Linked DNA regions of Homo sapiens: region 2 is linked to region 1. A link is an interaction called in ENCODE POLR2A ChIA-PET data of the cell type or tissue named here. Cell type or tissue: endothelial cell of umbilical vein. All regions are shown on one strand. Region 1 overlaps GPHN (gephyrin). Region 2 overlaps GPHN (gephyrin).

What was found. ChIA-PET counts read pairs that join two places held together with the same protein. Peaks named below come from ENCODE experiments on the same cell type or tissue, not always from the same donor. Only the 100,000 strongest peaks of a DNase experiment are listed, where the experiment ranks them.
Region 2: POLR2A ChIA-PET joins it to region 1 with 5 read pairs; 2 of 35 experiments call an interaction of 5 or more read pairs at or near these places.

The regions. Positions count from the first base shown.
Region 1 is chr14:66,648,689-66,653,688 of GRCh38, reverse strand. All of the region lies in intron 1 of GPHN (gephyrin), which reads right to left. Among named protein-coding and RNA genes, the nearest start is that of GPHN, 140 kb to the right of the region's middle. RefSeq lists enhancers at 2,589-2,678, 2,759-2,818, 2,869-2,928, 2,939-3,138. In endothelial cell of umbilical vein, no CTCF peak of the experiment used is centred here; a DNase peak (open chromatin) is centred at 3,008; H3K27ac peaks cover 1,569 bases.
Region 2 is chr14:66,798,023-66,803,022 of GRCh38, reverse strand. All of the region lies in intron 3 of GPHN (gephyrin), which reads right to left. Among named protein-coding and RNA genes, the nearest start is that of GPHN, 290 kb to the right of the region's middle. In endothelial cell of umbilical vein, no CTCF peak of the experiment used is centred here; no DNase peak of the experiment used is centred here.

The DNA of each region.
Region 1 (5,000 bases):
ATGTGGTGTGATTCCACTTATATAAGTTTCTTGATTTAACAATATTATAGAAATGGAGAACAAATTAGTGTTTACAAGGAGTTCAGGTGGGAGATGGGGAAAGGGAAGTGGGTATTTTACAAATAGGCAAATTGAGGGATCCTTGTGTTGATGAAAATGTCCTTTATCTTCACTGGGTCAGTGTCAAACTCCTGATTGTGACACTGTACTGTTTTGCTAAATATTACCATTTGAGGAAACTGGATAGAGGGTACAGAGGATCTCTCTTTAGAAAATATTTTAACCACATGTAATTCTACAACTATCTAAAAAGTTTAATTAAAAAATCAATTATAATTTTATATACCAGGAACAACAATCAGAAAATAAAATTTAGAAAGATAATTCCAATGACTATGGAGCAGGATGGCTGACTAAATGCAGCCAGAAAGTGCCTCTCCCACTTCACTGAACCCAAAATATCCAGTAAACCATCACACTTTCTTTTTAAAGAAAACACTGAAAGTTGATAGAAAGGTACTACTGACACTGAGGTAGAAGAGGGAGGATGCTGGGAACACTGCAAAACATTGCCGAGTACCAGGACCAGCTCCCAGCCCTCAACAGTTCCTAAGAAAGGTGTAAGTGAAGGAACTGCAGAGAAACACACTGGCATCCTAGCTACCTCTGGGATCCCATGACCCCCAGACAGCTGAATTGACAGGGAGAACTGCCCAGAGAATAGGCAGAGGCAGAGGTCAAGCCTGCATGGAATGCAGGAGGTTGTGAATATAGGGCAGCTGCAGCAAAACATAACCATAGGCACCTATTCCCAAAGGCTCTTCATATAGCTCTGAGCGGCTCTACCTCCTGCTGACTGCTGGGATGGGAGAAAGGAGGGCTACCTTTCCTGCAGGATAGGAGTCTGTCTGATCTGTATGCTTCTCTCTCTGCCAACCGCTCACAAGGCCCCTGCATGACCACAATTGCCCCACCGAATTGCTTTGCTGGCAGCCTGGGAAATGCAGACTGTTAGGCCAAGAATGTTACACTATAAAGGATTCAATAGCTCTCAGCCAATATGTGGCAAATAATATTAATGTATAGCTTTAGAATATTAAAACAAAAGTAAATTCATAATTTGCAGGATAACCAAATCCCTAGTTTAAAAACAGAAAAAAAAACCCACAAAAAACAAAAGAAGCATAAGCATTTAATGTTTCTTTGTGTCACAGAAAAAATCTCTGCAGCAGATTCTGAACATGTGGTAGGTTACATAGAATGATATTATATATATATGGTATATTATATCAAATATATACAAAATATACACATTTGTATACACGCATTTGCTTAAATTGCATTAAGTTCTATAATATTACCGAATAATAATTTTCCTCCTTTTCTATATGACACAGGATGCATCAATGCTTATCAATAGGGGAATGAAGTGAATATTTTGCAAATGTCTATATTGTTTATCACTCTATCTCCCTGGTAACCACAATGTTTGGCATATGATAGGTGTTTAATAAATATTTGTTGCATGAGTTAATGAATATATCCCATTATAGGCCCCCCTCTATATTCTGAAAGACTCAATCTTTTGAAAGAATGCAAAGAAAGATGGATTTCATTTTTCAGCATTCCCCAACCTTTTTGGCGCCAGGGACTAGTTTCATGGAAGACAATGTTTCCGTGAACTGGGGGTGGGGAAGTGGTTTCAGGATGATTCAAGCACATTATATTTATTGTGTACTTTATTTCTATTATTACATTGTAATATATTATGAAATAATTATACAACTCACCATAATGTTGAATCAGTGAGAGCCCTGAGCTTGTTTTCCTGCAACTAGATGGTCCCATCTCGGGGTGATGGGAGATAGTGACGCCCAAAATGTGTTGCTTATATTCAGTCTGCTCCATAATCTCATTTTGGTTGCTGTCACTGCAGGAAACCCTGCTTCACAAAGACAGGATGTTGGCAATGGAAGCAGGCTTTTTAGTGCTTTTGTGGCAATCTCAGGATATTCCGCCTTGACTTTAGTCTAGAACATATGGAGATTTGAAGTTGTCTCAAACATACTTTTAAGGCCACCATAATTTGAAGTCAAGCAGTGGATCCTCTTCTAGCAAGGACAAAGGCAATTCACCTGACTTATTCAGGAATGGGTCACAAATCCATTCCTTCCAGTTCGGGGGTCTTTTGTGGTTGGGAGGTAATACTCAACTCTTTTGAAAGCCGAGATAGGTGATCATACACTAGCTGAGAGAAAGGCAGCCCTGGCTCAGTCTCTCAAAATCTCTGCTAATGCTTGAAACATGTCAGAAATCCCAATGTTCCTTCATCACCCCCATAATTCCAGTTTGGTTTTGAATGGAGCCATTTTATCTGCCGACTTGAACACACTTGTTGTTCTCCCCTGAAGCGACAGATCGAGTTCTCTGTGCAGGTTGAATAGGTCACACAAGTAAGCAAGTTTTGGGACCCTTTCTGTGTCACTGAAATGTGCTGCCAGTGGTGATTGTTTTTCTAAAAGAAAAGAACTATTCTCCTAAAAGAAATCTCTGAAGCGGCTCTTGTAACTCAAACTCTGGCCAGTGATCTACCTTTAGAAAACCATCTCACTCCTGTGTATTAGAGAAGATGTGTGTGCTCTGTGTCCATCTCCTCACAGAGCTGCGCAAACAGATGTGAGTTAAGGGCATGTATTTTAATGTGGTTGATAATTTTAATCACATCCTGTAAAATGCTGTTAAGTTCAGGTGACATTTTTTGGCTAGCCAGCATTTCTCTAAGGATAACAGGGTGTGTAGGCTCACATTCAGAAGCGACCTCTTTGACCCAAGTAGTGAAACCAAAAAGCTGTCAAGTAATGGTAGCTGCTCCATCTGTGCATATGCTGACAGAAAATGACCAGTTTCGTTTTCCTGATATGTAATCATTCAAAGACTTGAATAGTTCTGCAGCTGTGGTGCTGGTTGGCAACAAAAGCACACAAAACATTTCCTCATGTATATCCTCCTGAAAAATACATCATACAAAAACAAGCATTGTTCCCTTGTTGTCAACACTGGTAGACCCATCAACCTGGATTGCATACCACAGTGATTCATTAATCCTCTCTAACAGTTGTGCCTCCATGTACTCTGCTATTTCATTGATTCGTCTAGTTAGGGTGCTAGCTCAAAGGGGAAGATATGCCACCTTTTGAATTGCAGCCTCTCCTAAAAGTTCATGAAATATGTCCTTAGCAGCAGGCAGGATCAACTCTTCATGTAAAGGGCTCCTTAGCTTTAGCAATGTGGTTAGCCACTAAGAATGATGGTCTCAGTGGAGACACATTTGATGAAATAGTGGCCTTTAGTAATTGCTTCTGTTCTTTATGTTCATGTTCTTTTCTTTTGAAAAACTCCAAAGGCTTGTCTTCTAATGCAGGGCGTGTAGTCTCCATGTGGTGAAGCAGTTTTGAAGGTTTCATGGCTTTGGACAGCCAGTCACCACATATTACACAAAGCAGGCTCTGAGAATGTGAAATCACCTACTGCAATGAACCCATAACTTATGTAAGACTCTCGGTATTTTCTTTTAAATGCAGCTTTTTTTTTTTTTTGGTTGGCAGTCTTAGAGTCTTCTGCTATCTCATCATTGGGTCTGTCTCCCTTTTCAAAGAAGCTCTCCAGTGATGTTTGGCTTTTACTTATTTTGGGTAGGGTTAGCTGGTGGGTTTACCAAAACTCTGACTAAGAAAAGTGTGTAATGCAGGAAAGAGAAGCAGATGAAAGTGGTAAATAAAATAATAAGCAGGCCACTCATGAATTAAAAGAAGTGCTGGATTCTGACTTAAAGCGTTACCACCAGATGCAGCTGTACAATTGAAGTACATCACCTCACTTGCCACTATAAAGCTTGACGTCAGATGCAGCTTGCCACCTGCCACTCACTGATTGGGTTTTGAAATGAGTCTGCAAGTAATTGATTTACTATGGTCTCTGTGCAGTCAAACCTCTCTGCTAATGTTAATCTGTATTTGCAGCTGTTCCCCAGCGCTAGCATCATTGCCTCAGCTCCACTTCAGATCATCAGGCATTACATTCTCATAAGGAGTGCACAACCTAGATCTCTCACATGTGTAGTTCACAATAGGGTTCACACTCCAATAAGAATCTAATGCTGCCTCTGATCTAACAGAAGGCAGGGCTCAGGTGCTAATGTGAGCAGTGGGGAGTGGCTGTAAATACAGATGAAGCTTCACTTGCTCATCTGCTGCTCACCTCTTGCTGTGCAGCCCAGTTCTCAACAGGTCACGGACTGCTACTGGTCCATGGTCCGGGGGTCGGGGACCCCTGCTTGTTTTTGTTTTTTTTTTTAAGAGATGGAGTCTCACTCTGTTGCTCAGGTTGGAGTGCAGTGGCGTGATCTTGGCTCACTGCAACCTCCACCTCCCAGGTTCAAGCGATTCTCCTGCCTCATCCTCCCGAGTAGCTGGGACTACAGGCGCACGCCACCACGCCCTGCTAATTTCGATTGTATTTTAGTAGACACAGGGTTTCACCATGTTGCCTAGGCTGGTCTCGAACTCCTGAGCTCAGGCAATCCACCGGCCTCGGCCTCCCAAAGTGCTAGGATTACAGGCGTGAGCCACCACACCCAGCCAACCCTGATTTTTATATTAACTGTATTACCAAACATACTTTCATTGTAAAGTTTAGGGGTAAGATCAAACAAAACCCTCTGAATCAGAACAGTTATCCCTCAATCTCTGGGTTTGTCTCAGTATTGGGGATTTCTCCTGAGTCTCCTTAGGTGAACATTCACTTATCTGTTAGGGAACAGGCAACAACTAAAGCATTTTTATGTGATGAGTAACTAAAATTATGAGACTTTGTTTTTAAGCCCACTTTAATGGTTTTCATTTATTTTGGTATTTAATCACCTTCTACCATACATTATTTATTGAGTGTTTCTTATACAGTCATGCATTGCTTAACAACAGGGATATGTTCTCAGAAATATG
Region 2 (5,000 bases), 150 kb before region 1:
TGAGTCCTAGGGCTGAACAGGGTCCACTGACAGTGGACTGGGGGTGGAGAGGGAAGCGACCTACTGAGACACCATCTAAGGGAGTACTGACATCACCCCTCCCCTAACCCCAGGATGCACAGCTTGTGGCTCCAAAAGAGACACTTCCATCCACTTGAGGAGAGGAGACAAAGTGTGAGGACGACTTTGTCTTGGAGCTGGGATACCAGCTCAGCCAGAGCAGGATAGGGCACTGGTCAGAGTCATGAGGTCCTCGTTCTAGGCCCTAGCTCCTGGACACTTCTAGATACACCCTGGACCAGAAGGGAACCCACAGCCTTGTAGGGAAGGATCCAGTCCTGGCAGGATTCATCAACTGCAAACTAAAGAGCCCTTGGGCACTGAATAATGAGCAGTGATACCCAGGTATCAAGGGCTTGGGTGAGATGGTGAGACTTGCTGGCATCAGGTGAGATTCTGCACATTCCCACCTGTGGTGGCTATGGGGCAAAACTCCTTCTGCTTGAGAAAAGCAGAAGGAAAAGTGAAAGGGACTTTGTCTTGCAACTCGGGTACCAACTTGGCCACAGGGGGTTGAGCATCAAGTAGGCTCTTGGGATTTCCAGGAACTGCCTCTTGGATGACATTCTGGGACATGCCCTGGGCCAGAGGGTATACCACTCCCCTGAAGGGTGAGTTCAAGACCAGGCAGCATTCACCACAGACTGATAGAAGAGCCTTTGGGCCTTAAGGAAATATCTGAGGTAGAATGGCAGTACTCGCCATAAGCCTGAGATGGTGGTTGCCATGGGGTTAGGCTCCTCTGCTTTTGGAATGTGAAGGGAAAAGTGCAAAGGACTATGTCATGCGGTTTGAGGGCAAGCTCAGCCATACTACAAGAGAACACTAGGTGGACATCTAAGGACTTTACTTCAGTCCCTGGCTCCTGGATGGCACCTATGGACTCACCTAGGGCCTGGGGGAACTTGCTGCCCTGACGGGAAGAAAATAGGCCCTGTTGGCTTTGTAACCTGCTGATTGTAGAGCTGCAGGACTTTGAGTGAACACAGATGGTAGCCAGAAAGTGGTTCTAGCAGGACTTGAGCAAGACCCAGTGTTGTGCTGGTTTCAGGCCTGATCCAGTGCAGTCCTAGAGATGGTGGCCACAAGGGTGCTTGTGCTACACCACCACCAGCTCCAGGTAGCTCAAGGAGGGAGAGGGAGAGGGAGAGGGAGCGGGAGCGGGAGCGGGCATAGATGGTAGCCAGAAAGTGGTTACAGCAGGACTTGAGCAAGACCCAATATTGTGCTGGCTTCAGGCCTGATCCAGTGCAGTCCTAGAGATGGTGGCCACAAGGGTGCTTGTGCTACACCACCATCAGCTCCAGGTAGCTCAAGGAGAGAGAGGGGGGAGAGAGCGGGGGGAGGGGAGGAGAGAGAGAGAGAGGGAGAGAGAGAGAGAGTGGGGAGAGGGGCAGCGGGGAGAGAGAGAGAGAATGAGAGAAGACTCATTTTTTTTGGGAGAAAGGAAGGGAGGACAACAATAGCCTGCTTGATAATCCAGAGAATTCTTTAGGATCTTGTATAAGATTATCAAGGTGGTACCTTTACAAGTCTGCAAGAATCTCAGCGTTACTGGGCTTGGGATGCCCGCTAAAGCTTATAACACTCAGGTCCTTTCATAATATTTGGAAAGCCTTCCCAAGAAGGATGAGTACAAATGAGCACAGACTGCAAAGACTACAGGAAATACATAACACTTTAATGCCCAGACACAGATGAACATCTGCAAGTATCAAGACAACCCAGGAAAACATGACCTCACCACATGAACTAAATAAGGCACCAGGGTCCAAACCTGGAAAAACAGAGATATGTGGCCACTGAGACAAAGAATACAAAATAGCTGTGTTGAATAAACTCAAGAATAAATTCAAGACAAGACAGAGAAGAAATTCAGACTTCTATCAGATAAATTTAACAAAGAGAATTAAGTAACTAAAAAAGAAGCAACAAGAAATTCTAAAGCTTAAAAATATAATTGGCATACTAAAGAGTGCATCAAAGTCCTTTAACAGCAGAACTGATTAAGCAGAAGAAAGAATTAGTGAGCTTGAATACAGGCCATTTGAAACTACACAGAGGAGACAAAAGAAAAAAGAATAAGAAACATGCCTACACGATCAAGAGAATAGTCTCAAAAGGGCAAATCCAAGAGTTACAGGCCTAAAAAGAGGAGATACAGAAAGAAATAGGGGTAGAAAGATTATTCAAAAGGATAATAACAGAGAACTTCCCAAACCTAGAGAAAGATATCAATAGCCATTGTAGAAGAGTGGTATAGAACATCAAGCAGATTGAACCCTAAGATTATTTAATACCTCATGGTATTTAGTATTCAAACTCCCAATGGTCAAGGATAAAGAAAGGATCTTAAAAGCAGCATGAGAAAAATAAAAAAAAAACTACAAATAACATACAATATAGCTCCAATACTTTTGGCAGCAGATTTTTCAGTGGAAACCTTATAGACCAAGAAAGAGGGGCATGACATATTTATAGTGCTGAAAGAAGAAATCTTTTACCCTAGAATAGAATATTTTTCAAACATGAACAAGAAATAAAGACTTTCCCAACAAAAGCTGAGGGATTTTTATCAACACCAGATCTGTCTTACAAGACACGCTAAACGAAGTACTTCGATCAGAAAAAAAGCAGTAAGTAATCACCTGAAGGTACAAAACTCACTGGTAATAGTAAGTACACAGAAAAATACAGAATATTACAACACTGTAACTGGGGTTTGCAGACTATTCTTATCTTAAGTAGAAAGACTAATAAACCAATTAAAAATAATAATTATAAAAACTTTTGAAGACATAGTCCGTACATTAAGATATAAATAGAAAAAACAAAAAGTTAAACAGTGGAGGGATAACGTTAAAGTGTAGACTTTTATTAGTTTGTGGCTTGCTTGCTTGTTTGTTTATGCAAAAAGTGTTAAGTTGTTATCAGGTTAAAATAATATGTTATAAGATAGTATTTGCAAGCTTCATGGTAATATCAAACCAAAAAACATACAATGGAGAGAAAAAAATAAAAAGCAAGAAACTAAGTCATATCACCAGAGAAAATCATCTTCACTAAAGAAAGACAGGATGAAAAGACCACAAAACAACCAGAGAACAAATAATAAAATGGCAGGAGAAAATCCTTACTTATCAATAATAACACTGAATGTAATTACACTAAATGCTTCCATTAAAAAACAAAGACTGGCAGAATGGATGGAAAAACAAGACCTATTGATCTGTTGCCTACGAGAAGAACACTTCACCTACAAAGACACCATAGACTGAAAATAAAGGAATGGAAAAAGATATTCCATGCCAATAAAAACATAAAAAGAGCAGGAATTGATACACTTATATCAGACAAAATAGATTTCAAGGCCAAACTATTAGAAGAGACAAAGAAGGTCACTATATAATGATAAACAAGTCAATTCAGGAAGAGGATATAAAAATTTTAAATATGTATGCCCCCAGTACTTGAGCACTCAGATAAATAATGCAAATATTACTACAGCTAAAGAGAGAGAGGCCCCAACACAATAGTAGCTGGAGACTTCAACACCTACTTTAAGCATTGGAAAGATCTTCCAGGAAGAAAATCAAAGAAACATCAGATTTGGTCTGCAGTATAGACCAAATAGATCTAATAGATATTTACACATCATTTCACACAATGGCTGCAGAGTACACATTCCTCTCCTTAGCACATGGAACATTCTCTAGAATAGACCATATGTTAGGTCACAAAATATGTCTTAAAACATTTTTTAAAAACTAAAATAATATCAAGCATCTTCTCTGACCACAATGAAATAAAACTAGAAATCAATAACAAGAGGAATTTTGGAAACTATACAAATATATAGAAATTAAACAATATGCTCCTGAATGACCACTGGGTCAATTAAGAAATTAAGAAGAAAACTGAAAAATTTATTGAAACAAATGATAACAGAAACAATACATATCAAAACCTATGGGATACAGCAAAAGCAGTACTAAGAGGGAAGTTTATAGCTGTAAGGGCCTACATTAAAAAAGGAGGAAACTTCAAATAAGCAATCTAATAATGCATCTTAAAGAACTAGACAAGCAAGGGCAAACCAAACCCAAGAGTAGTAGCAGAAAAGAAATAAAGATCAGAGGAGAAAGAAATCAAATTGGAATGAAGAAAAAAAAATCAAAGATCAATGAAACAAACATTTAAGTTTTTTTTGAAAAATTAAACAATATTGACAAACCATTAGCCACATTAACTAGAAAAAAAGAGAGAGGGAAGATCCAAATAAATACAATCAAAAATAAAAAAGGTGACATTACAATTGATACTGCAGAAATTCAAAGGATCATTAGTGGCTACTATTAGCAACTGTATCCCAATAAATTGCAAAATCTAGTAGAAATGGACAAATTCCTAGATATGTATAACCTAACATGGTTGAAACATGAAGAAATCTAAAACCTGAATAGAGCAATAACAAGTAATGAGATCAAAGCTGTAATAAAATATCTCCCAGTAAAGAAGTCCAAGACCCGATGGCTTCCCTGCTTTCTACCAAACATTTTAAGAAGAATTAATACCAATTCTATTCACACTATTCTGAAAAATAGACGAGGGAATACTTCTAAATTCATTGTGTGAGGCTAATATTACCCTGATACTAAGACCAAACACACATAAAAAAGAAAACTATAGGCCAATATCTCTCATGAATATTGATGCAAAACTCCTCAATGAAATATTAGTAAAATGAATTCAGCAATACATCAGAAAGATCATTCACCATGACCAAGTGGGATTTATTCCTGGGATTCAAGGATTGTTCAACATATGCAAATCAGTCAATGTAATACATCATATCAACAGAATGATGGGGAAAACCATATGATCATTTCAATTGATGCTAACAAAGCATTTGATAAAATTCAACATCCCTTTGTGATAAA